3 separate regions of the Mus musculus genome follow, and all the other regions are linked to region 1. A link is a loop called in an ENCODE intact Hi-C map of the cell type or tissue named here. Cell type or tissue: gastrocnemius. All regions are shown on one strand.

Region 1 (8,000 bases):
ATATCTAGTTATCACTGTATTTGTTAAACTACATGAATACCCCCCACGTCCATAGGAAGATAGACAATTTGGAGACTACTAGGTCACAGGGGCTTTTCAACGTTGAATTTTTAGCATAGAGATGGAGAGTACTTTCATTTTAGGGTTTAAAACAATTTTGAAAACGTTGTCAAGGGTTCAATGTGCTTTAAAATGTGTTTAAATACAGGGCATGTTGGCTCTGAGGCCATTAGTATAACTCTACCTTTTGCCTTTAATATGGCTCTAGCCTGTAGCTGAGGTTTGATAATCAATGACAGTAAAGCTTCGCTAAGCCTCCAAGAGACTGTTCCCACCTCTCATTTACTATAATAGGAAAGTTAGGACAACTTGAGTTGTCTATATATTTCAACTCTATTTTTCCCCCTGCTCAAAAACAAGTAGAGATCGATTTGAGCTTTATAGATGCAGAGAGTTGTGTATCCCTGAAGGAAAGCTACCCTGAAATCCCCTTATGACACGATTAAATGACTGCCTTTGGGTTTTATGTCCCCAGGATATTGTCCACCCAAATACATGCAATGGTAAAAGAATGTGGACCACTCATAGCGTGTATGCTTGAGCCTTCTGCACAAGGGTTTAGGAAACTGGCTGCAAAGTGTTTTATTGAAGCAAGACAAATATTTATGAACAATTCCGAATCATCTGTTTTGAAATGTAAAGTGTGTTCGGAGTGGGGGTGGAGGCCCAGGTGTTTCCTGTCTGAACTTGGACGGGGTCTCTGCTTCCAGAGGTTTGTGGGACTGTGCCTTCTCCCAAGAAACCCAGAGTCCTCCAGCTTCCCCGTTAATGCCTGCACAGTGGAGCATGCTCCTTCCAGTGGAGGGGGAGTTAACACATAGATGGGAAGGCTTCTCGAGAGCTGGGGAAATGGCTCAGTCAATGTGCTAGCCATGCAGGGCGAGGACAGGAGTTCCATCCCTAGCAGTACAGGTATGGTGGGGGCAAACTTTTAACCCCATCCCTAGGAAGGCAAAACTCAGTGGATCCCTAGGGCTCCCTGGCCAGCCTGCCTAGCTGAATTAGCTGGCTCAGGGCACTGAGAGTTCTGATCTAGGAAAACAGAACAAAACAAGGTGGATGGCTCCTGAGGAGAGTGCCCCCCCCCCAGGGTTGACCTCTGACCTCCACATGCACATGCCCTCCCTGTGCCCTGCATGCAAGAACATGCACACAGTGCACATGCTCCAAGCTTTTCTTAGCCATGCTGTTAAATTTGTTCCTTAATTTGAAGGAAAAAGAAAAAAGTAAAAAACAGGAAAACTGTGAGCAGCAGCTGAGTGTGAACTTCTTCTGCGAGGCCATAAGCTCCGGTCTTGAACAGAAACCTGTTAACCAGGGTTTCCAACCTGGCCTCCCTGACTTCTGCCTTGTTATGTCCCTGGTTCCTGTGAAATGGAAATATTATGTATTCACCCAGATGTTTGGAAGCCATCCATGTCAATATGGGCCGTTGTGATTTAACTGTCAGCCCCACAAGGCCCTGCTCCCGAAGGAAGGCTCCTTTTAAACTGAGCACAATGAGGTATCTGTTTTACATGCGCCCAGCAAGCTTTGGTTCAAATACATGGATTTCTTTTCCGTTGGCCAGCAAGCTGGGGTGTTGTTGTTGTTGTTATTGCTTTTTGTTTTTGTTTTTTGGGTTTTTTTTTGTTTGTTTTTTTGTTTTTTCCAGCATGCTCTGTTTTGTCTGCTGGTGCTGTGGATGGAACTTCACTGCAGTAAGAAACAGGACCGTTGTTTTTTGTTTCCATTCCATGAGCTGCCCAGGGACCAGCTGCCCCAGGGATGTGGTTTCAGGGGCCTTGCTGCTGTGAAACAGGAACTATGAGGAAATATGTCCCAAGCGCACAGGAAACAGCGTGAGTGCAGCAGGATTTGCCCACCTGCAGCCGAGCTTGGTCCTCTGGCTAAGAAATGGGGCCAGGGACTGACTACCAGGCCTCACTGGTCTCCAGTATTCTTATACAGACAGGACTGTGTGGGCAGGGCAGCCCTGCTTCCTGCTTGGGCCCTTTTTATTTTTATTTTTGCATTGACTGAAGTTTCTCCAGTGGCTTCATTCTCCGGAATGGGCAGAGTCTAGGGCACACAAGGCTAAGGGCTTGTTTATTTGTTCTTTTTATTGGGAGAAAAGGATGGTTTTTAATAGAGAAAAGCAAATGGAAGAAACTCAAGTCACGGGGCTTGCTTAGCATCCCTGGTAACCTTTGTGCTGCACCATCTTTAGTGACTTGTTTTTCTCCCTCCATCTTTTGAAAAACGTAAGGTGGAAGTATGTTGATATTTTCTTCTTAGAATTGTACATTGTGCAGAACTTGAGCCATCTTTCAATGCACCCCCGTGCATTCCCTGCACACCAGACACCTCCTCACCTCAGAGGTCTGCCTGTCTCTGTGCTTCCGACGTGTGTTCTTCCCACTTCTGTTGGGTACTCATGTGATCTCCCAGATACCTCCCTGGCTTGGGCATCTTTGTGATGACAGAACATTAAACGCTAACCATTGGTTGTTGCGGGATATTGAGTTTGCCTCCAGCTCTGCTTGCTTTTCCAGGCAATGCTGCTCTGACAACCTCATGTAGTTTTTTTCTTACAGCACTAAAGGATTTCTTCTTAGGTGGACAATTAGAAATGCACTCAGATCCTGGGTAAAACCAGTATAAAGGGCCCTCCCTTTACATTCACGAGAACCATATTCACTGCAGCCATACTTGATTCCTGGCTAAGGACTTAATCAGCAGAAGAGACAGGAGGCACAGAGGATCCAATAGATGCTTAAGCCAAGAAGTTCACCAAGCTGGTTGCTAACTCATGGGGCTATCATCAAAATACTTGCCTTTCATAGGAAACATTTGTTGGAGGCCTGCTTTCCCCCAGCCCCACCCCCAATGTCCAACAAAGGAATCAGTCACAGTAAAAGAAACAAATGGCTTTTTGTTGTTGCCACTCCTTTCAAGATAATCCCTTGTTGTCAAAACATTTGCAACTGTGGCTTTCAAGGAAAGGATGGGAGGGAGCCCTGGCCCTTGTGTCCCCAGGTGGAAACATTTGCTGGGTGGTGTTCTTGTCTTGGAGCACACCCCCATGCCGGGAAGCAGGGCTGGAAGTTGTCTGTTTGCTATTTATTCAGGTGTCTTTTGGCAAGAATTGATTGTCCAACCAGAACCAACACCTCCTGAGGGTCATTGTGCCATCTGAAGGCACAAATGCCCAAAATCCTTATTTTAAATGTGAGTTCTGTGCAACTCTTTTGTCTCTTAGGGGACAAATTTGGGCCCTTTGGACTCTTGGCAAGGCCTATCAGTGAGTTAGTATGTGTTGAGATCAGGCCTGCCTTGAGCCACGATACCACAAGACCCAAAAGACCCCATCCGCTCTATCTAATTGGGTAGCTCAGTAGAAGGGGAAACTGAGGCAGGCAGGCAGGATAACTTCATGAGCTTCATTCACAGACAGTGGAGCCATTCAGAGGCAAACAAAGAGCAGAGGACATCTTCTTGGCCTTGCCAGGGCTGTGCTCATGTCTGTCTGTGGCCTGTGAAATGTCCTTTAGCACATAACGTGTCACCTTAAGGGCTTGTGCTGTTCTGAGAGCACACCGTGCCAGGACCAGGAAGGAAAGCCGTTTCCTCTATGAGGCTTGGAAAAATAGGAAAGGAAAGAGTCAAATACAGAGAGATGTAAACAACCAAGTATGTCTTTGCATTAAAAAAAAAAAAATCCTTATTTATATCCAGCCTCCTTCTATAAAGGATTTGGGTCAGGCAGCTTCTGAGAGTTAAGTCCTATAGCAAGCTCCCCGGGTGGTGAGGGTCCAATAGCCATTAAAAATACACTTCCAGATAACAAGTGAGGAAGGCTGGGTTGGGGGACTTGTTTTTGCTGTAAGAAGTTTTAGGTCTGTTTAAAACCACAGTCATAATATGTAAATAAAACCTCAAAGGGACACAAGCTGTTCATTCAACTGTTATTTATTTTCCTTTCTTGCTCCCCCTCCAACCCCCACCAGTCCCTCCCACCCACCCGGTTCACCCCACCCCTAGGTTTGGAAGACACAGGGGGGGGGGGCTTGGTTATAACTAGGAAAATAGACAGAATAGGAAAAAAAAATGATTTTTCAACTTCTCAGTTCTAGCTGTCATGCCTTTCCATTGCACACGGGTGTAACAGAAACCCCTTTCTGATTGCATTTCCCGGAAACTTAAAAAGAGACTATTTGTAATCATAATTCAGATTAAAGGAGAGCCTGTGTAGGGACTAGTACCTTTAGATGACAGGTTTGGAAGTTAAGAGACTGCTTGCCTGGTCTTTCTAAGGATGGAAAAACCACCCATTCCTAGATCACCCCCTAGTGGCCCCTCATGTCTGTGCAAAGGAAATGGCAAGGCTTGTCCTAGCTCTGGAAGCACAGCAGCCTATTGCCTCCCTCCAGGGTGGAACTAGCTGTCATGTGACACCTGGTTGGAAGCAAGTATGGAAAAACTTGGGCTGGCTTTACTGTGCAACTCCACCTGGTCTGTCTGTCTGTCTGTCTCTCTCTCTCTGTCTCTCTCTGTGTCTCTCTCTGACTCTCTGTCTCTGTCTCTCTCTGTTTCTCTGTTTCTCTGTCTCTCTCTCTCTGTCTCTCTCTCTCTGTCTCTGTCTCTGTCTCTCTCTCTCTCTTGTCCGTTCCTGCCACCAGATTTTGCTTTGTTTTGAGACAGGGTCTCCTGTAAGCCAGGTGGGTCATGAATTCACTTTCCAGCCATAGATACCCCACCTCCACATTCTGAGTGCCAGAATTATGGGTGTGTACTACCATACCCCGTCTATGCAGTGCCGGGAATAGAAGTTAGAGCTTTGTGTGTTCTAGGCAAGCAGACTACAACTAAGCCATATCGTGAGATTTTTGGAGACTGATGTAAGTTTGGCTTAATGTGTCCAGCCCTGGATCCGAGTAAAGGATGCCGTCCCAGGAAATAACTTGAGCCAATGCCTTGATTGTTCTAATTAGATCTAGTATGATAGAACTCTATAACTTCCCCCAAGTTACTGACATAGGAAAGTTCATTAAAAAAAAAAAAAAAAAGATTAAAATCTCTCAGTGAGAAACTTCTCACAAGGCAGAAGAAAAAAAGCAGCCTGATACTTCAGTGCTTGTCTTCTGTGCGTCTTGCAGAACAGTCTCACCTTAGCAGTATACCATAAACTAAGGAGCCATATCTTTCCTCACAGGTGGGTTGGGCTTCAGAGTCTTTAATGGCTGTACAGTATCCATGTGACTCTTCTGTAGGTTAAGACATTGGGACCTACAAGAGATAACTTGGTTGTGAGGGCTTCTCCATCATACACAGGGCTTCTCCAGGCTGCGGCCATAGCTCAGTTGATAGCATGCTTGTCTAACACACACAGAGCCTTAGCCCCAAACCCTAACACAATGTAAACCAGGCATGGTGGAGTGTGCCTGTAATCCCAACACTCCAGAAATGAATGCAGGGGGGGCAGAAGGTCAAGATCACCTTCAGCTACATAGGGAATTGAAAGCTAGCCGGGGCTACGTGAAGTCCTGTCTCAAAAAGAAAGGAAGTGGGGAGGGGAGAAGGAGGGAGGGAAGGAAGGAAGAGAGGAAGCAAGCTGGCTTTATAGAGCATAGCGCTGGCTGCCATCTTCAACCATGTGCAGATACAGAGGGAAGATCTTCACACCCAGAGCTGACGCCTTGACCTTAGGGCTGCTGGTGTCTAGAGTATGCCCTTTATAAACTCTATGCTCTGCCTGTGCTGCTGTTTGACTTTATAATTATTCTGAAGTCACATGGAATATGTTATTCCAATGGAGACCTTTGGCCCTTCTCATGAGTTTCTTTCACTACCAGCGGGTGTCACAAGCTGTGGTCTTTTGGCATCTCTGTTGGTTGGGGTGGTCACGGGTGAATGTGTGTCGCACATAAATGAAGGTGCTGACCATTTAGAGCAGTGAGTCTCAACCTGTGGCTTGCAGCACAGATATCCACGTTATGATTCACGACAGTAGCAAAATTACAGTTCTCAATTAGCAACAATAATAATTTTGTGGTTTAGGGGTCAGCACAGCATGAGGGATCATATTAAAGGGTTGAAGCCCTAGAAAGGTTGAGAACCACCAGTCTAGAGGGGATGGAATGGCTCTTGAGTGACTGGAATTAAGCCAGAGGCAGAGCATTCATCATCAGGGAGGGACAGGTTGGGGAGTCAGCTGGGGATGGGGGTGGGGGTGGGGGATGGGTGGCTCTCTTAATTCCATTTATTGCTTCATCTGCTGGACTGCAGTTCACTTTATCTTTACTGTCTTTCTGCCCAATTTTTCAAAAATGATGTTGAAACCACCTATAACCTTAACACCTTGAAAAACATACAGCCCTTTGCTACTAAATATGTGCCAAAGGTTCAAAGTAACTTTTATAAGTTATCCAGTGATTTGATTTGATAAGTTTGATGATAGGGTATTTTTCAGAAGGTGGATGGTTTGACAGTCTTGATTTGGGGCCTTCTTGATCTACTGGTTTGTCAGATGGTTTTCCCCTAATTTAATTCCCTGGTGTTCTGTAACTTTTAATTAAGAAAGAGGCGCTGCTGTGTTATTATAATTTCTAGTTTGTATATTGTAGTCCAATACTCTTAAAACAGCAAGAAACTTGGTCACGTAAAGAGCATACTATGATCAAGTCTTGTGAGTTTTAATTCTGAGCAAAGTCCTACACGCTGGACCCTGAGACAAAGGCTAAGACCAGAGTTTGTGTGAAGGGTCTGTCAGAGGGGGCACCTCTGACATCATTATTCATGAAAACCAGCTACATAAAGTGGCATGCATGTCTAGAACGATAACTTATTTCTTAATTAAAAGAAGAAAATCTTTGCCTTCAGCTCCACAATCCCATACTCTTAAATTCTGCGCCTCCACCCTCGGGTGTCACGCTGTCTGAGAGTACGAATGGGATTTGACCGTAAATCAAAACCTCAGTGGACTGTCATTTGCAAAGAGCCAGGAGCAATGGCTGCAAAAACTATTTTCCATATCCCAAGCACATTCATGTAAGAATATGACTGATGTGTTTTTTCAAACATATTTTGAGGGAGTTTTCCAGGAAGCCCTTTGTGGATCTAAGTCCTATATCCAAGTTGTGTTGATAAATATTACAAGTTACATTATCTACATAATGCTTAAGCGAAATAGCTACAAATTCTGATTTTCATGCAAAATGTGCCTTGGATGGGTATCAGACCTAATACAAAAAGAAGATGGTATGAGATTGAAGCTGTGTGCTGCTCATTGGTGGATGGTTGCCTAGCCTGTTGGGGGGCTTTTGCCTGGATTTCACACCCAGCAACCACACCTCCTACCCTCTCTGCACATGTGGTAGATTTTGGAGATGAGAAAAGTGCTTAGTGCAGGGAGTGGTTGAATGGAAGACTTACTTCCCTTTCAAACAGTGCATCACCCAGAAGACAGAGTCCCTGCAAACCAGGTCAGATGGATCAATGGTTGCTGCCCAGCAGGGGCTTGTCAAATGGTTGTCCGGGAATGACTGTGGCGATGTGTGGGAGGCCCTAATCCAGTCTGCTGCCTTGGTGGAGATGTTGATTCCAGAAACATAACATTCACTGTTTGGAACCAGAAAGGTTGTCATGGAGATGGAAATCTTCCTGGTACCATAAAACCCCACTTGTCATCAGGCTGAAGCCCGGTATTTGCACAGGTGGTTCTGCTAGCCTAGAAGGGCCAAGGAAAAACAAATCTTTTCTTCCTGAATGGAGCCTTTATGTGTCTAAGAGAATACGATTCCTTTCCTAAGCCATTCAATTAACGACCCATTATCAACTAATTAAATCCCATGTAAATTTTATGCGAGTTCCTTTGCCACTTGTACCACACAGTTGCTGACTAACACTGTATTCTGTGCTATCTTTTTATAGAGCAGTGCCTCTCAGACCTGTGGGTCGCA
Region 2 (8,000 bases), 350 kb before region 1:
AACATGATAAAAGCAATCTACAGCAAACCAGTAGCCAACATCAAAGTAAATGGAGAGAAGCTGGAAGCAATCCCACTAAAATCAGGGACTAGACAAGGCTGCCCACTTTCTCCCTACCTTTTCAACATAGTACTTGAAGTATTAGCCAGAGCAATTCGACAACAAAAGGAGATCAAGGGGATACAAATTGGAAAAGAGGAAGTCAAAATATCACTTTTTGCAGATGATATGATAGTATATATAAATGACTCTAAAAATTCCACCAGAGAACTCCTAAACCTGATAAACAGCTTCGGTGAAGTAGCTGGATATAAAATAAACTCAAACAAGTCAATGGCCTTTCTCTATACAAAGAATAAACAGGCTGAGAAAGAAATTAGGGAAACAACACCCTTCTCAATAGTCACAAATAATATAAAATATCTTGGCGTGACTCTAACTAAGGAGGTGAAAGATCTGTATGATAAAAACTTCAAGTCTCTGAAGAAAGAAATTAAAGAAGATCTCAGAAGATGGAAAGATCTCCCATGCTCATGGATTGGCAGGATCAACAATGTAAAAATGGCTATCTTGCCAAAACCAATCTACAGATTCAATGCAATCCCCATCAAAATTCCAACTCAATTCTTCAACGAATTAGAAGGAGCAATTTGCAAATTCATCTGGAATAACAAAAAACCTAGGATAGCAAAAAGTCTTCTCAAGGATAAAAGAACCTCTGGTGGAATCACCATGCCTGACCTAAAGCTTTACTACAGAGCAATTGTGATAAAAACTGCATGGTACTGGTATAGAGACAGACAAGTAGACCAATGGAATAGAATTGAAGACCCAGAAATGAACCCACACACCTATGGTCACTTGATCTTTGACAAGGGAGCTAAAACCATCCAGTGGAAGAAAGACAGCATTTTCAACAATTGGTGCTGGCACAACTGGTTGTTGTCATGTAGAAGAATGTGAATCGATCCATACTTATCTCCTTGTACTAAGGTCAAATCTAAGTGGATCAAGGAACTTCACATAAAACCAGAGACACTGAAACTTATAGAGGAGAAAGTGAGGAAAAGCCTCGAAGATATGGGCACAGGGGAAAAATTCCTGAATAGAACAGCAATGGCTTGTGCTGTAAGATTGAGGATTGACAAATGGGACCTCATGAAACTACAAAGCTTCTGCAAGGCAAAAGACAGGTCAATAAGACAAAAAGGCCACCAACAGATTGGGAAAGGATCTTTACCTATCTTAAATCAGATAGGGGACTAATATCCAATATATATAAAGAACTCAAGAGGATGGACTCCAGAAAATCAAATAACCCCCTTAAAAGATGGGGCTCAGAGCTAAACAAAGAATTCTCACCCGAGGGATATCGAATGGCTGAGAAGCACCTGAAAAAAATGTTCAACATCCTTAATCATCAGAGAAATGCAAATCAAAACAACCCTGAGATTCTGTCTCACACCAGTCAGAATGGCTAAGATCAAAAATTCAGGTGACAGCATATGCTGGCGAGGATGTGGAGAAAGAGGAACACTCCTCCATTGTTGGTGGGATTGCAAGCTTGTACAACCACTCTGTAAATCAGTCTGGCGATTTCTGGAAATCAGTTCCTCAGAAAATTGGACATAGTATTACCGGAGGATCCTGCAAAACCTCTCATGGGCATATATCCAGAAGATGTCCCAACCAGTAAGAAGGACACATGCTCCACTATGTTCATAGCAGCCTTATTTATAATAGCCAGAAGCTGGAAAGAACCCAGATGCCCCTCAACAGAGGAATGGATACAAAAAATGTTGTACATTTACACAATGGAGTACTACTCGGCTATTAAAAAGAATGAATTTATGAAATTCCTAGGCAAATGGTTGGACCTGGAGGGCATCATCCTGAGTGAGGTAACACAATCACAAAAAAACTCAAATAATATGTACTCACTGATAAGTGGATATTAGCTCAGAAACTTAGTATAGTGAGATATAAGGTACAATTTGCAAAACACATGAAACTGAAGAAGAATTCGTTGTTTTTAATAACTTAGTAGTACACCATTGTGTGCAGAGCAGAGACTGAAGGAAAGGCCATCCAGAGACTGTCCTACCTGGGGATCCATCCCATTTACAGTCAACAAACACAGACACTGTTGTAGATGCCAAGAAGTACATGCTGACAGGAGCCTGATACAGCTGTCTTCTGAAAGGCTTTGCCAAAGCCTGACATATAATGAGGTGGATGCTCGCAGCCAACCATTGAACTGATCATGGGGCCCCCAATGGGGGAGCTAGAGAAAGGACTGAAGGAGCTGAAGGGGTTTGCAACCCCATAGAAAGAACAACGATATGAAGCAACCAGAGCTTCCAGGGTCTAAACCACCAACCAAGGAGAACACATGGAGGGACCCATGGCTTCAGCTGTATATATAGCAGCAGATGGCCTTGTCAGGCATCAATCAGAGAAGAGGCCCTTGGTCCTGTAAAGGCTTGACGCCCCAGTGTAAGGGAATTCAAGGGTGGGGAGGAGGGAGTGGGTGGGTGGGGGCACACCCTCATAAAATCAGGAGGAGGGGGAATGGGATAGAGGGTTTCTAGGGTGGTGGAAATCAGGAAAGGGGATAATATTTGAAATTTAAATAAAGAAAATATCTAAGAAAAAAATCCCCCATAAGCTATCCTCCCAATCTGCAATTGCAACACTTAGGAGACTGAGGCAGGAGGACTGCTGTAGACTACATGGTGAATCTAGACCAGTCTGGGCTATAGAGTAAGGTGTGTGTGTGTGTGTGTGTGTGTGTGTGTGTGTGTGTGTGTCACTGTAATTACATTAACATGTTTAAGAATAGCCTAGTTTTATTTTTAACTGATCTTCCATAAGGTAGAATAGTGTATCCTTTTGACTCTGCATTTTTCAGCTCTTGTTTTAGCTGAGTACATAAAAATATTTACTTAATGGGTTCAATTTAAACCCATAAGTGATTTTAAATTTAAGATAAAATTGAAGGCAATCTAAGCCAACATTGCTTTTATGTAAAATATAAACAGGTATAAGAATATATGGATAAAAATAAATATAATCCCTCAGCAGTAAAGAAAACACTAGCAGTGTTGCCAATACATGAGATTTTGTTTTGTTTTGTTTTTCTTTGTTTTGTTTTGTTTTTATCAAAATCATGTCTTTCCACTTGCTGATTTACAAAGTGATGCACGCAGGTCAGAGTCTCTCATTAGCTTCTCTGCTATAGTGCTCAGATTTTTACCTTCCCTCCTGTGATAGTTTGAGCAGATATGACCTCCATAGACTCATAGTCTCATATGGCCCATAAGAAATGGCACTATTAGGAGATATGAGCTTGTTCGCATAGTCGTGGCCTTGCTAGAGGAAGCATATCAGCGTGGAGATGGGCTTTGAGGTCTCAGATATGCTGAAGTTATGCTGAGTATGGCACACAGTCTCCCTCTGCTGCCCGAACATAAAGATGGACAACTCTCAGTTCCAGCACCATGTTTGTATGCATGCTGCCATGCTCCTGCCATGATGATAATGGACAATCTTTGAAACTGTAAGCCAGCCCCAGTTAAATGTTTTCCTTTATAAGAGCAGCCATGGTGATGATCTCTTTACAGCAATAGAAACCCTAACTAAGAAACACACCCATCTCACCCATTTCATGAAAATGTAGGCTTCCAACATCTACCAGTTCTTTGACATCTGGCTGCAGCAGCAGCACACGGCAAGCCTGTTGATACACAGCTCACTATGGCACCAGATTCAGGAGGATGGGCAAAGCCCACATCTATCCATCTCCAACAAAGCCTTGGGTTTTACTCATGACCCAAGAACAAGTGAGAAGCTGCTGATTTGTACAACAAAAGCCTACTGAGCTGAATATGTGGACATCTGCTGGTAGGCAGATCCCAAGTGCGTGGGAGTGGCCCACACACATCTTCAAGCATCTTCTATAAAGAAATGTTTTTGACTGAGTACATCACAGGCCTTCCTCTCTATGTGGACTGAATAAACTACAAGTGTTCTCTGTTGAACCAACAGAGAAAGGGATTGTGTATCTATACTGAATATGTTAATCTTTTCTTTGTTGCCTTCCCCCAAAATAACACAGTTTGAAAAGTATTTGCATAGTGTATGTATGGCATTAGGTATTATAACTACTACAAAGAAGACAAAATAAAGGCATATAAAATTTTATGTAAGGGACATGAGTATCTAAAAGTTTTGGTCTCTAAGAATCCTGAAATTAATTCTACACACTCGCCAAAGGATGTCTGTATTAATTAGCAAGAATGCAATAGTAGATTTGGAGCCTTCAGAGACTCTAAGTAAAAGGTCCCTTTCCGAACCCATGTAATTAATTTGTTTTATGAGTGTTGCAGCAGCCCATGACTACCTGCAGATGGCAGAATATCCTAGCATAATTGCCATCTTCTCCACTGACTCCACTTGTAGAATAATGAACAACCTGCGGTGGGGTTCTGGAAACCATGGTGCATTAAGAAACAGTAGTAGGAAACACTTTACAGGTCAACAGGTAAAATGTTCAAGAAGAGGAATGTTTCTAGCAACCCTGTCACTTACCTGACAGACCCTGAGAAAGCAATGTTTACAATAATGTTTATTGTTAACAGGAATTAAATATCTTATGCCAGATTATGTTTTAGTGCCTTTAGCTGAGTTCTGCCTCTGCTAGCATGCACACCAGCACTGAAATGTTAGTACTCACTCCTGCTAAGTAGAAATCTAGGGGTCAAATCCACTCCCCACTCCCACCTTGGAGTTCTGTTTAGACTCTGCTTTCATAACTTTCTACATATATCCATGTACATTGAAAGTGTCCCCTCCTACCCCTATGTCCATCTCCTCCCTTCTTGCTACCACCCCCCCATTCACTCCTGATGCTTTTTATAATTTTCAGTGGGTTTGATTCACATTCCTTTGTCATAGGAAAACACGTAGAATTAGAAGAGATTAATTCACATGTTTAAAAAGGCAAATCCTCTTAGCCACGCATGCTATGTCATGAGTTAAAATGTGGCCCTCAGAAGGACAGTTTAGTGACCTAATCTTGAGCACCCATCTTGATAAGCCCAAGATGACAGGATCTTTGCAAATGTAACTAAGATTCAAGATGAGGTCACCCTGCATTGTCAGTGCTGGAGTCTAGTGTCAGAGGTCCTTATGAGAAATACACACAAGAAGGACTAGCAGAAGAACAGGACATATTATGACAAACAGAGAGATGTAAGTTATGAAGGCAAGTAGATTCCTTGAAGTCTCCAAACCTGGATAAGGCAGGAGAGGGTTCTTCACTGGGGCCTTTGGAGAGAGAGAACCCAGCTAACCATGTGACTTGGATCTTGTGACATGAAATACTGAGTGAGCAAATTGCTGTTGTTAGAAGGCTCAGAGTTCAGGGTGACATATAATAATGGCCTTAGGAAATGAATCCATTTTGTGATTAAAAATGAAAGCTAAAGTTTAATGAGGACTTAGTGAGTGCTGGTCATGTCCTATGCACACACAATCTCAGTCTTCATGAACAGTGTTACTTCAGTCCTGTTAGTATCCCTATGATTAATAACAGTTTTACTTGTGTGTGTGTGTGCATGTGTGTGTGCATGTACGTGTGTGTGTGTGTGTGTGTGTGTGTGTGTGTGTGTGTGTGTGTGTGTGTGTGTTGCAGTACATGTGGAAGACTGAGGACAGTATGCAAGAGCCAGTGCTCTCCTGCCACAATGAGAGTCCTAGGAATCAAACTCAGATCATCAAGATTAGTGCTGAGCACCTTCAGTCTCACCTATGACCTCAACTCACCAGCCTAAGATCCCTATTTTTTCAAGCCAAAGCACTGAAATCTACAAAGGTCACACTGCTACCATTGTGGAGACTCAAGTCTATGTGTCCTTGACTCCAGTCTTTAATCTGTCTACTTCCTTGGAAGGCCTCTTGAAATATAACTAGAGTAAAGGATATTCCTGAGTTGTCATATGCCTGGGGCATACCTTTTTAGTGAAGGAAGAATTAACACAATCAGATGGAATTCTTGCTCTTAGCAATATTGCTTCAATGCATGAATCATACGATGACCTTATCAAGAAGGCTGAGGACATCACTTTGTACTAGAGTACTTCCTGAGCATGTATGAAATTCTGGGTCCCATCCCTGAGACCACAGGGAGAAAACAAAGATGACATAGAGAAAACAATAAAAACGTTCATAAAGTGTAGTACAATTTGCTTGGAAGAGCATGTTCAACCTCATAGTTATTTTTTCTTTTCAGATGTCAGGACAGTTTTTATGTAAGAAGTTTTCTTCTGGATTCTCCTTTGAAAACCATAAGATCAAGAATTGACAAATGGGACCTCATAAAATTGCAAAGCTTCTGTAAGGCAAAAGACACTGTCAATAAGACAAAAAGGCCACCAACAGATTGGGAAAGGATCTTTACCGATCCTAAATCAGATAGGGGACTAATATCCAATATATACAAAGAGCTCAAGAAGATGGATTCCAGAAATTCAAATAACCCTATTAAAAAATGGGGCACAGAGCTAAACAAAGAATTCTCACCTGATGAATACCGAATGGCTGAGAAGCACCTGAAAAAATGTTCAACATCCTTAACCATCAGGGAAATGCAAATCAAAACCCAGTCAGAATGTCTAAGATCAAAAATTCAGGTGACAGCAGATGCTGGCGAGGATGTGAATGCCACTGCACAGAGTGGTCGGTGTGTCCTGTTCATGCTAGGAGAAGGGGGAGAGCTAAGTAGTGTGGTTTAAGCACACAAAGGACAAGTCAGAACTACTTACACTTTCTCTTGAATGTGAAATAATGTTGAATTTCTGTCTCTCCCTCTCCCTCTCCCTCTCCCCCTCCCCCTCCCCTTCACCCTCTCCCCCTCCCCTTCTCCCTCTCCCCCTCCCCCTTCCCCTCCCTCTCTGTCTGTGTATATGTGTGTGTATGTGTACCTCCATGAAAGTATGTGTGCACATGGAGGCCAGAAGTGAATTGCAGGAGTGTTCAATTATGCTTTTAAGATAGTCTCTCTTACTGGGACACAGGACTCAGCAATTTTGCTAGACTGGTTATCTACTAGACTCAGGGTTTCTCCTGTCTTACCTCCCATACTCTGATTTTGCATGGGTCCTGAGATTCAAACCTAGGACCTTGTGCTTGCTCAGCAAGCACTTTGCCAACTGAGACATTCCCTCAACACCCACCTCTTCAGTGTCGTATTAAGACTTGCTTTTGAGGACAAGAATCTTGTGAAGCACTTGACTTCACCCTCATGTGATTGTCCTTCCATGGCAGGAACAAACAAACCTGGGAGAAATGGCTTGCCTAGATCATTCTCTTTCTTCTCACTAACTTCCAAGTGCCTGGTGTCTTTCTACAGTCTGGAGCTAAGTCACCAACATATGGGGCATCGTTTTTCTCTGAGTTCTTCTTCCTCCCCTTTTGCCAAAGGAGGGCAGTTTAATTCATGGCAGTTAGACCCATTAATTATGGTATTTCAACCTACGGTTCTGGAGGAGGTTTTAAATTACAGCTTATATGTACTGAGGGGCACATCATCAACAGTCACAGGAAAGACTCCCTTTACGCTGACCCTGCTACTGTCATTAAGGCTAGGGTTGTTTTGTAATTACACAAAATATATGTATAAGGAATCTGCACTACAGTAGAGGTTTTCTAAAAGCTATTAGAGTCTCATAATATGGTCAGATAGCCACACCTTGAGGACTGAGGTCATTCCTCCAATCCAACAATCCTGTGTATGAGACAAACACTAGACACAGGCTAAAAGAATTAAGCAATGGCCCTTGCTTCTCTGCAATTCAAAACTTATTTTCTGTCCAACATAATCCTGCTACAGAAGAAGACTTAACATTAAAATGCTTACCTGACCCCCAGTCTCCTGAAATACTCACTTGTTCTTAAACCAGCAAGGCATTTGCAATTACCTAGACCACTAACAACAACCT
Region 3 (8,000 bases), 270 kb before region 1:
GTATCTTAGTCTCTATTCCTAGTGGATGGTTTTCATTGGTTACAATTGTCTTCTTGGGTCTGATTGTAAAAATCTTGAAATTAAAACAGAAAGGCCTGCAATACCCTTCATCCCTGCCAAAGTGAATTCTTCATAACAAGAGACAAAAGAAAACTCTAGCTGATCATCCCGGGGGAATGGAACTTGGGAATCCTTTGCCAAAACTATGATGAAAGCAAGACTTCAATCAGAAGGTGGCTTTTATCCTTGGAGACATCAGTAAGCTGACCTTAAGAAAACTTAGTTGTGCTCTCTTTAGCCTTAAATGTGTGGGAACCAGACGCGTGTCTCCATAAGCCAGGATTTTTATTACAGAACTAACCCAAACTCCTCAAAGAACATCATAAATTCACAGTAACATGTCCATTGAGACTTTTACTTAGAAAATGATGGGAAGATACACATATTTTCCTAGGCTAGTGTTCAGCCACCACCATCTAAGAGACCATTTGATGACCTAGCCAATGGCCTTTAGTGGCTTTCTATTTGGTCTGTCCTTGATTTTGTACATTTATTGAACCAAATCCACATATAGAAAGTTTGGCCCGAGAGAGCCACTTAGTGAGAAAAAGCAGAGCCCCACAAATCTAGAGGGTGTCTCTGTTAAAAGAACTAATGAGAACCATGAACTTGGAGAACTGTAAAAACAGTGCACTGTCTTTGGAAACTAGATGTATTCATCCTTAAGGCGCTTAACCTTAAACCAGATGCCAAGAAGCGGCCATCTGATAAATAGTACTGGGAAAACAGCCAATAAATATACAGAAAGTTGCTTAACATCACTAGTCATGAAGGAACCTTAAATTAAAATCACAGTGGGATAGCATTCGACCCATCAGACTGGCTAAGTTTGAAAAGATATACCTTACTAAATCGCATTCTAAAGGATGCGGAAGGGGTGGTTTTTTGTAAACTGCAGGTGTGAACCAAAGTTGGAATATTGACTCTTGAAAGTGTTTACCATTGTCTTTTACAGTTGTTGTATGGCCTGGCAATTCCTCTCCCCAGTGTCTGCCTATGTTAGTTACTGTTGTTGTTGTTGTTGTTGTTGTTGTTGTTGTTGTTCTTGTTGTTCTTGTTGTTGTTGTTGTTGTTCTTGTTCTTGTTCTTGTTGTTCTTCTTGTTCCTATTGCTCTTGTTGCTATAACACAATACCTGAAAAAGCTACTTGAAGAGTCTTCTTTTGCTCACAGTTTGAGGGTAAAGTCCATTAGAGAGAGCAACGGGGCACAGGAGCAACAGCATGAGGTCCTGGTCACCTCAGCATCTACAGTGAGAAAACAGAGAGAGATGAAAGCCAGGGCTCAAAGAGATGTAAACACTTTCAATTTTTTCTTGAGTTCAGGAAATCAGCCAGTGAGATGATACTACTTACCATGGGGTGGGTCCTTCATCCTCTATCAACCTAACCTAGAAACACCCTCACAGGCATACTGAGAGATTTGTTTCCATGGTGATTCTAAATCTTTTGAAGTTGACATCATGAAAAGCTAGGCCTTCCAACAAATCTCTTCATCTTTAGAATAAGCATAGATGAGGTTGTTTGTGACCACTGGAAACTAAAAGCAGTCTTCAAATGCTCACCAACTCTGAAGGCTACATCTGTGTCCCTGATCCTGCAAGGGAATGTAAGTGAGTAAGCTACACATGAAATATGGGAATCCCACATTTAGTATTTTGTAGAAGTACAGAAGCAGGAAATTCATCCTATTCCTTTTGTTCCAAGTTCAGATCAAGCACAAGTACAGGTTAACCTCAGCTTGTTCATGTGTAAAAATAGACCTAAGACTTCTTATTCCAGGAGTTTTCCTTGGGGCTTCTAAAAACATTGTTCTTTCTACCCATAATCCTTTGCCATGTCCCCTTCCCTCTGATTTCTTAACTTGGATAATACCTATTCTTCTTAGAGATACACAGGCTACTGTCTCAACACTTGCGGTGACAGTCATGTGTTAGCCATCCCACATCTCTGTCCTCTTTATGTCATGCCAGGTGTCATCCCAGTTATAAAATAGGAAGTTATGTGGACTGAATGAAAAGAAAATATTAAAGGACTATGGAAAGATACAACATACCATGGAAGTCTGGAGAAAACATCACAAAAAAATACATAAAATCCTGATTTTGAGAGATTTGGGTAAGAAATGTGTTACTGCTACACCCACATCCATTATCAGAAAAACAACATGCCTAGTCACATCTGTGAGGTTTTGCAGTATAGAAAATCAAGCCCTGACTATCCAAAATGCCCTGGGGAAGTACAGAAAACCATGGTTTGATCCATTGTTTCTTTACCTTCCTTTCCCAAGGCACAGCAGCATCTACGAGGTGAGGAATCCTATCTCAACATTGTTTCTTCTTTACACTTAGCACAATGTCTGACACACAGCAGTAAATTTTGTAAATATTGTTGACCAAATGAATACCTAATGAGATGTAAAGTGTTTGACATAGCTCCTGTGTTTCAGAACACACAAGAGGGGAAAAAAATGTGTTCTTTAATGCCAAGGGCTATATCACATGCTCTTTGGTGTCCTTAATAGTATATCAGGTGGTTAGTATATGTGCAGCAGTGTTACTTAAATGATTAGTTGAATCCATGAATTAGTGAGCATGGATCAATTTAATGCAACTCTAGGAGGTTACATACAAGGGACATCTTTTTAACAAATGGCTGAGTAGATGATGGGAGGTCAATTGATGATCCAGAGAGGCAGCTGAACCCTACCGGGAGGGGAGTGTGATGGTTGATATTGATTGACAGCTTGAGAGGATCTAGAACCACCTAGGAGATAAACCTCTGGGTTTGTTTGTGAAGGAGTTTCTAGATACGGCGTTCTAGATGCTTGAAGACCTATGGGCTGGGGTCCTGAACTGAATAAAAAAGAGAAAGCAAATTAAGCTGCAGCAGTCAACATTCTGGTTTGTGGCCGCAGAAATGTGTAACCAGCTACCTGGCACTCCTGCCCAAATTCACTTCCTGTCATGATGCACTGCATCCTCAAATTATGAGCTAGGATCAACCCAATCTTCCTTTAGTTGTTTTCAAAGGTTATTTTGTTTTAGCAAAGAAAAAGGCGACTAATGCAAGGAGCATTAAAACATGTGATGGACATTGATGATTTGGGCATGGGTTGCCTACCACCCATTTTTTCATTGAAATTTATTTATATACACGTCAAAAACAAATGCTTCTTTCTTCTCCTCATTCACTTCTCCACATTGATACCTCTTTCTTTTCATCCAGCAGCTTGATCATGTGGAGATACCCAAAACCCCCATGTGATTCTCATCTTAAAGCACTATATAAATCTACAACCTTCTATATAGAGAGCCCTACTTATGAAAGCTCAAAATCTCTCATCTCTTTGGCTATTTCTGATTACTCAAGATGTCAACCCAGCTTCTGAATTCTGATAAACAGCACTGATTAGTCTACCAAGATTTTTCATTCAAATGAAATTATCGGGCTCTATAAAATTATAATAGCTCTTTGGCCCGGCCCTGTGGCTTCAGGTATAGTGTTAAGAAAGATTCAAAAATGGGTTTGATTCAATAAGTCAGCAACTGTACAAAGCCTGATCAGTGTCCACAAAGATGCACAGTTCCATCATTGACACAGAATGACAGCCCTTTGTTAGGGAACACTTGTCATGAATCAGCTAAATGAATCTAGCTAAATGAGAATTTGAAAACACCCAGATGGCTATATTTATTGGTACAAAGATGGAAATTCTGAAGCGTGGTAATGTTCTCCTCTCCAAAGTAGAGTAATTTTAGAATTACTCTTAATATGCAACTTTAAATCATGCGAATTAGAACAATGAGCCACAGCATCAGAAATCCTGGTTCACTGCAGATAAATACCAGGAGGTGGCAGCATCTCCTTCGCCGTGTGATTCTGAACTTTGAGGCCATCAGCATCTGAAAGTTAACAATCTCACATAGCAGAGCAGCTGCCCAATTTGTTGGCTATTGTAATCTTTCTTTTATGATACACTCTTTCTCTTTTAAAAGAGATCCATTTAGCCAATATAGCCTTTAAATATGTGCACAATACTAATGATCTGTAAGCGGTGTGCCAACTCCCCCACGCCCTCCTATTTCCTTTCTGTTGGCTTTTATATGAGCAAGCCTTTGCATGTCTAATTGTATGGAGACAATTAGCTGACTATAAAATGCTGCCCCTCCCCCCAGTAACTTGCATGCGCAACTACTTACATAAGAATTCACTCACATATACTGAAGTCCTGCAGTAAAATAACAGGACCGAGGATTTATCTGAAACATCCCACATCCTGGTCCCTAAACACAACACCACATAACCATGTTACACTGTCAGATGATTTCATTTTGCTTTCTACCTGTTTTTTATATAAAGATGAAATGGCTGAAGTTACTACTGTCTTTCTGGTAGCATTATTATCAGACATAAATCCAGCAGTGAATGAAGTCAATATTAACTGAGTCTCAAATGAGGGGGCAGCAAATACATGCTAGGCACTGCTAATCATAGGTGGTAATGCCTCAAGGAGGGTCCAGTCTCAGGCTGTGCTCCTCAGTATAGGAATCACAAGCCTTCTAAGCTTTGGGAGTTGACAATTAGCATTAAAGTAAAATTTAAAAAAATCCATTCCTTGGGTACAATGGCCACACTTCAAGTGTTCAATCACAACCAAATGTCTCTAGTGGTAGCCGTATTAGAAACACAGATGTAGGAACTTCTACCATGACTGAGTTCTATTGAACAAGGTTGATCAGAAGGACCATCCAATTCATGGGAGTCAGTGATTAGTTTAGAATGTACTGTTAGACTGATATATGCAGGGGAGCGAGCGGGTAGGCTAGGGAGATGTCTCATTGGATAAAGTGCTTGCTTATACAAGTGTGAGGATCTGAGTTCAGATCCCCAGAACCTATGTAAAAGGCGAGCAGTACAGCAACTGTCTTTAATCCCAGACTTGGAAGCCAAAGACAGAAGATCCCTGGGACAAGGTGGCTAGCCAAACTAACCGGAATTGATAGATAAAGGCTCGTTAAGAGACCCTGTCTTGATTAATAAAGGGAGGACTGATTAAAGACAATACTCAGTGTCAAACCTAGGGCTCACCCACAGACATGCTCCTACATACATGCCAAAATGCATATATATACCCTATAAGCACATTCCACACACATGAAAACAAAACAAAACATAGGTAACATAAGAAGAGTGACAAACTCTTTGCAACAGCATTGAAGAAAATAATATACATATAGATAGATGAATATATGTGTGTGTATATATATATATATATATGTGTGTGTATGTATATATATGTATGTATATATATATATATATATATATATATATATATATATCTTCAATTAAGGAAGTTTTGAAGTTCCCCAGTATCCTGAAGCAAAGGTAAAGTCTGTGGAAAGATGCATCATCGACATGATTGAGAAAGACGAAAGGCCACAAGACGGTCAATGCCTGTGAGCTTCTCTGTATTATGGAAAGATAAAAACTGAGTGGCAAGAGAGTTTGTCAGGAAAAGAACAGGGGACTGTGAGGCAGCATCACTATGTCACTGTTTTGAGCACTGAATGTGTTAGCTCTTCTTATTCAAACAGAATGAAGGAATTAATAGTGGCCCCTTTATTCTGGGCACAGAAACAAGGAGCAGAGCGACTCACTCTTTCCACAACAGTGTCTGAGTGGAAAATGAAACCTAGTTTTCTTCGGTCTTGCTCAGAACCTCCCAGAACAAGACTGCTTTCCCTGACACATACCACACAGGACTAACAGGAGACAGCCCACTGGCCGTGTCACCAATAACATAGCTGGCCCTGTCACACCCTTATCTATCCCACTCCCTACTGAGGCGTTCCTCCCAAATGAGGGGGCAGCAAATGCTTTCTGCCAAAGTTAAAGCATATTCAAGCCGGCTTTGAACCCGCCTCCAACTTTCTGTGGTTACAGTTCATCGTCTGCTGGCAAAATGGGACTTCCTGGTTCTAAGATTAAAAAGACTTGGGAAGAAAAGGGAGAAAAGTGAACGACTTACATGACATCAATTGACTCTTGCAAAACAAAACCCTGGTGGGCAGAGCATCCCAATTATCCCAATTACATTTCTGAGAAGTGTACACACTTCCAAAGGTTTCAATAGAACAGGCTTAGAGGGAATATGTTTGGGGTCTCAAGACCTTTAAAAAGAGTTAGAGGCCAAACACAGCACATAGTGAGGACTATAAAGATTTTTTTTTTGGTAAGGATGAGAACGTCAGGCAAGAAGCGCTGTTGTAATCCCGTGTTCCAAGAATTGCTGGTCTTTCATAAGAGCGGAGGTAGGGATAGTGGGGGAGGGTGCAGGCTGAGCTCATCTTGTGGTTTTATTTAAACTGGAGTAGAGAGAATCAGCTTTGCTTTTTATTTCCATACAAATGCTCAAGGGGCCAGAATCCTCTCACATTCCTAACTCAGATCATTTTAGCAGTAATCGTTCTGAAATAAAAAATGCACCAAAGATGCAAGTTACTTCCTGGTAAAGAGTTACCAAGAGAGACCAAAGGAGCACATAGCAGGCTCCAACAACCTAGGGTTCAGAGCCTCCTTTTCCTCCCAGATGGCCAATTATTATTCATGTGACAACACCTCATACAATTTGATAGAGGAGAGCCCCAGTCAGGCCAAATGCTCACCTGCTTGGGACTCCATCTTTCTTTGTCATCTTGATTAGAAACTTGGGGGAAGGGAGTTGGCCTCTAGGGCACAGGGCAAATTTTCTTTAATAATGGCTAAAAGAAAAGGAGGGTGTAGCTGGGCATCCTGCCACGTGCTGCTGTGACTTAGCTTGGCACCTTGGTCATGTTGCCTGACAAATTTTAAGCTCCATTTCCTCATTAGTAAAACTGGGAAATCCCATAATATTTCCCAGTGTCTATGAGGATCAATTTGAGATTGCATGAGCTGTAGCCTTTGTGTACCTAGCGAAAGACTTGACATACAAAGGAAAGGTCTGGTTAATGAGGGCCGTGGTGTTTGTTACTGCAGGTCTAACACAAACTGACTAGTATATTGCAGAGCTGGGAAAAATGACTAGTCTCACAGATGAAATCATTTTCAAGTTCCTATTGTCTATCCCATCTTCATTAAGAAAAGAAAATTGGTGAAGACACCTGAGCTCAGCTCTTTATGGAATATTTAAATATACTATACACTATTAATAATTGGCTTGGTCTCTAGAACTCAGTCATCATTTGTAACTGAATATTATACCCATTGAATAAAAACTCCTCTCCCTCAGCATCCACAACCACCAATTCTGCTCTCTGTTTCTTTGTGTTTGACTATTCCAGATGTCTCACACAAATGGGTGCTAACCAACTTTTTAAATGTAGCATAGTATCCAACACTTCATTGATATTAGTCCATGTGGGAAATGTTTCTTCTCGTTAAGAACAGAATAATATTCTATTATGTCATATTACACATCTTATTTATCAATTCTCCTTTGGGTGGGCATTCAGTTGATTTCTTCATTACCATGGCTTTTGTGAAGGATACATTGATGATCAATAAGAATAATGATTTGACTTTTGATATCTTATTTTGTATTATTTGGGAAAATCCTCAGGAGAAGTGTTGTTAGATTAAATAACCATAACATTGTTCTATATGCTTTTCCATGGTAGGAGATTAATATTACACTCTACCACACATTTCTCCACATCCTTACCAATCCTTATTATCTTTTGTTTTGCCTGTTGTTTGTTTTAAAACCATCCTAACAGATTTAAAACAGTATCACCCTGGAGAGTTGTGAGTGTCTCTTCACAGAACTGGTAGCATTTTCTGTAACCTTGTTGGAGAAAGGTCTGCTCAAATCCTTTGCGTATTTTAAATTAGTTTGAGTTTCTGTCTGATTCTTTGTTTGGCTCTGTTATATTGTTTTGGTTTGGTTTTTTAGTTTGGT

What was found. Hi-C counts contacts between places; a loop is a spot of excess contacts. Peaks named below come from ENCODE experiments on the same cell type or tissue, not always from the same donor. Only the 100,000 strongest peaks of a DNase experiment are listed, where the experiment ranks them.
Region 2: it touches region 1 in a loop (3-fold over the local background); 16 of 42 quality-filtered maps call a loop at or near these places.
Region 3: it touches region 1 in a loop (12-fold over the local background); 28 of 42 quality-filtered maps call a loop at or near these places.

What each region holds. Positions count from the first base shown.
Region 1 is chr6:101,263,407-101,271,406 of GRCm38, reverse strand. All of the region lies in intron 3 of Pdzrn3 (PDZ domain containing RING finger 3), which reads left to right. Among named protein-coding and RNA genes, the nearest start is that of Gm33934, 4.5 kb to the left of the region's middle. In gastrocnemius, a CTCF peak has its summit at 4,387 (motif pointing left); a DNase peak (open chromatin) is centred at 4,397; H3K27ac peaks cover 1,503 bases.
Region 2 is chr6:101,613,424-101,621,423 of GRCm38, reverse strand. No RefSeq gene overlaps it. Among named protein-coding and RNA genes, the nearest start is that of Gm34335, 98 kb to the right of the region's middle. In gastrocnemius, a CTCF peak has its summit at 4,404 (motif pointing right); no DNase peak of the experiment used is centred here.
Region 3 is chr6:101,530,496-101,538,495 of GRCm38, reverse strand. Gm34335 (a long non-coding RNA gene) reads right to left here. Exons shown (of 2, transcript XR_869335.2): 2 at 1-1,306. Among named protein-coding and RNA genes, the nearest start is that of Gm34335, 15 kb to the right of the region's middle. In gastrocnemius, a CTCF peak has its summit at 3,909 (motif pointing right); DNase peaks (open chromatin) are centred at 3,937 and 6,842; H3K4me3 peaks cover 764 bases; H3K27ac peaks cover 1,362 bases.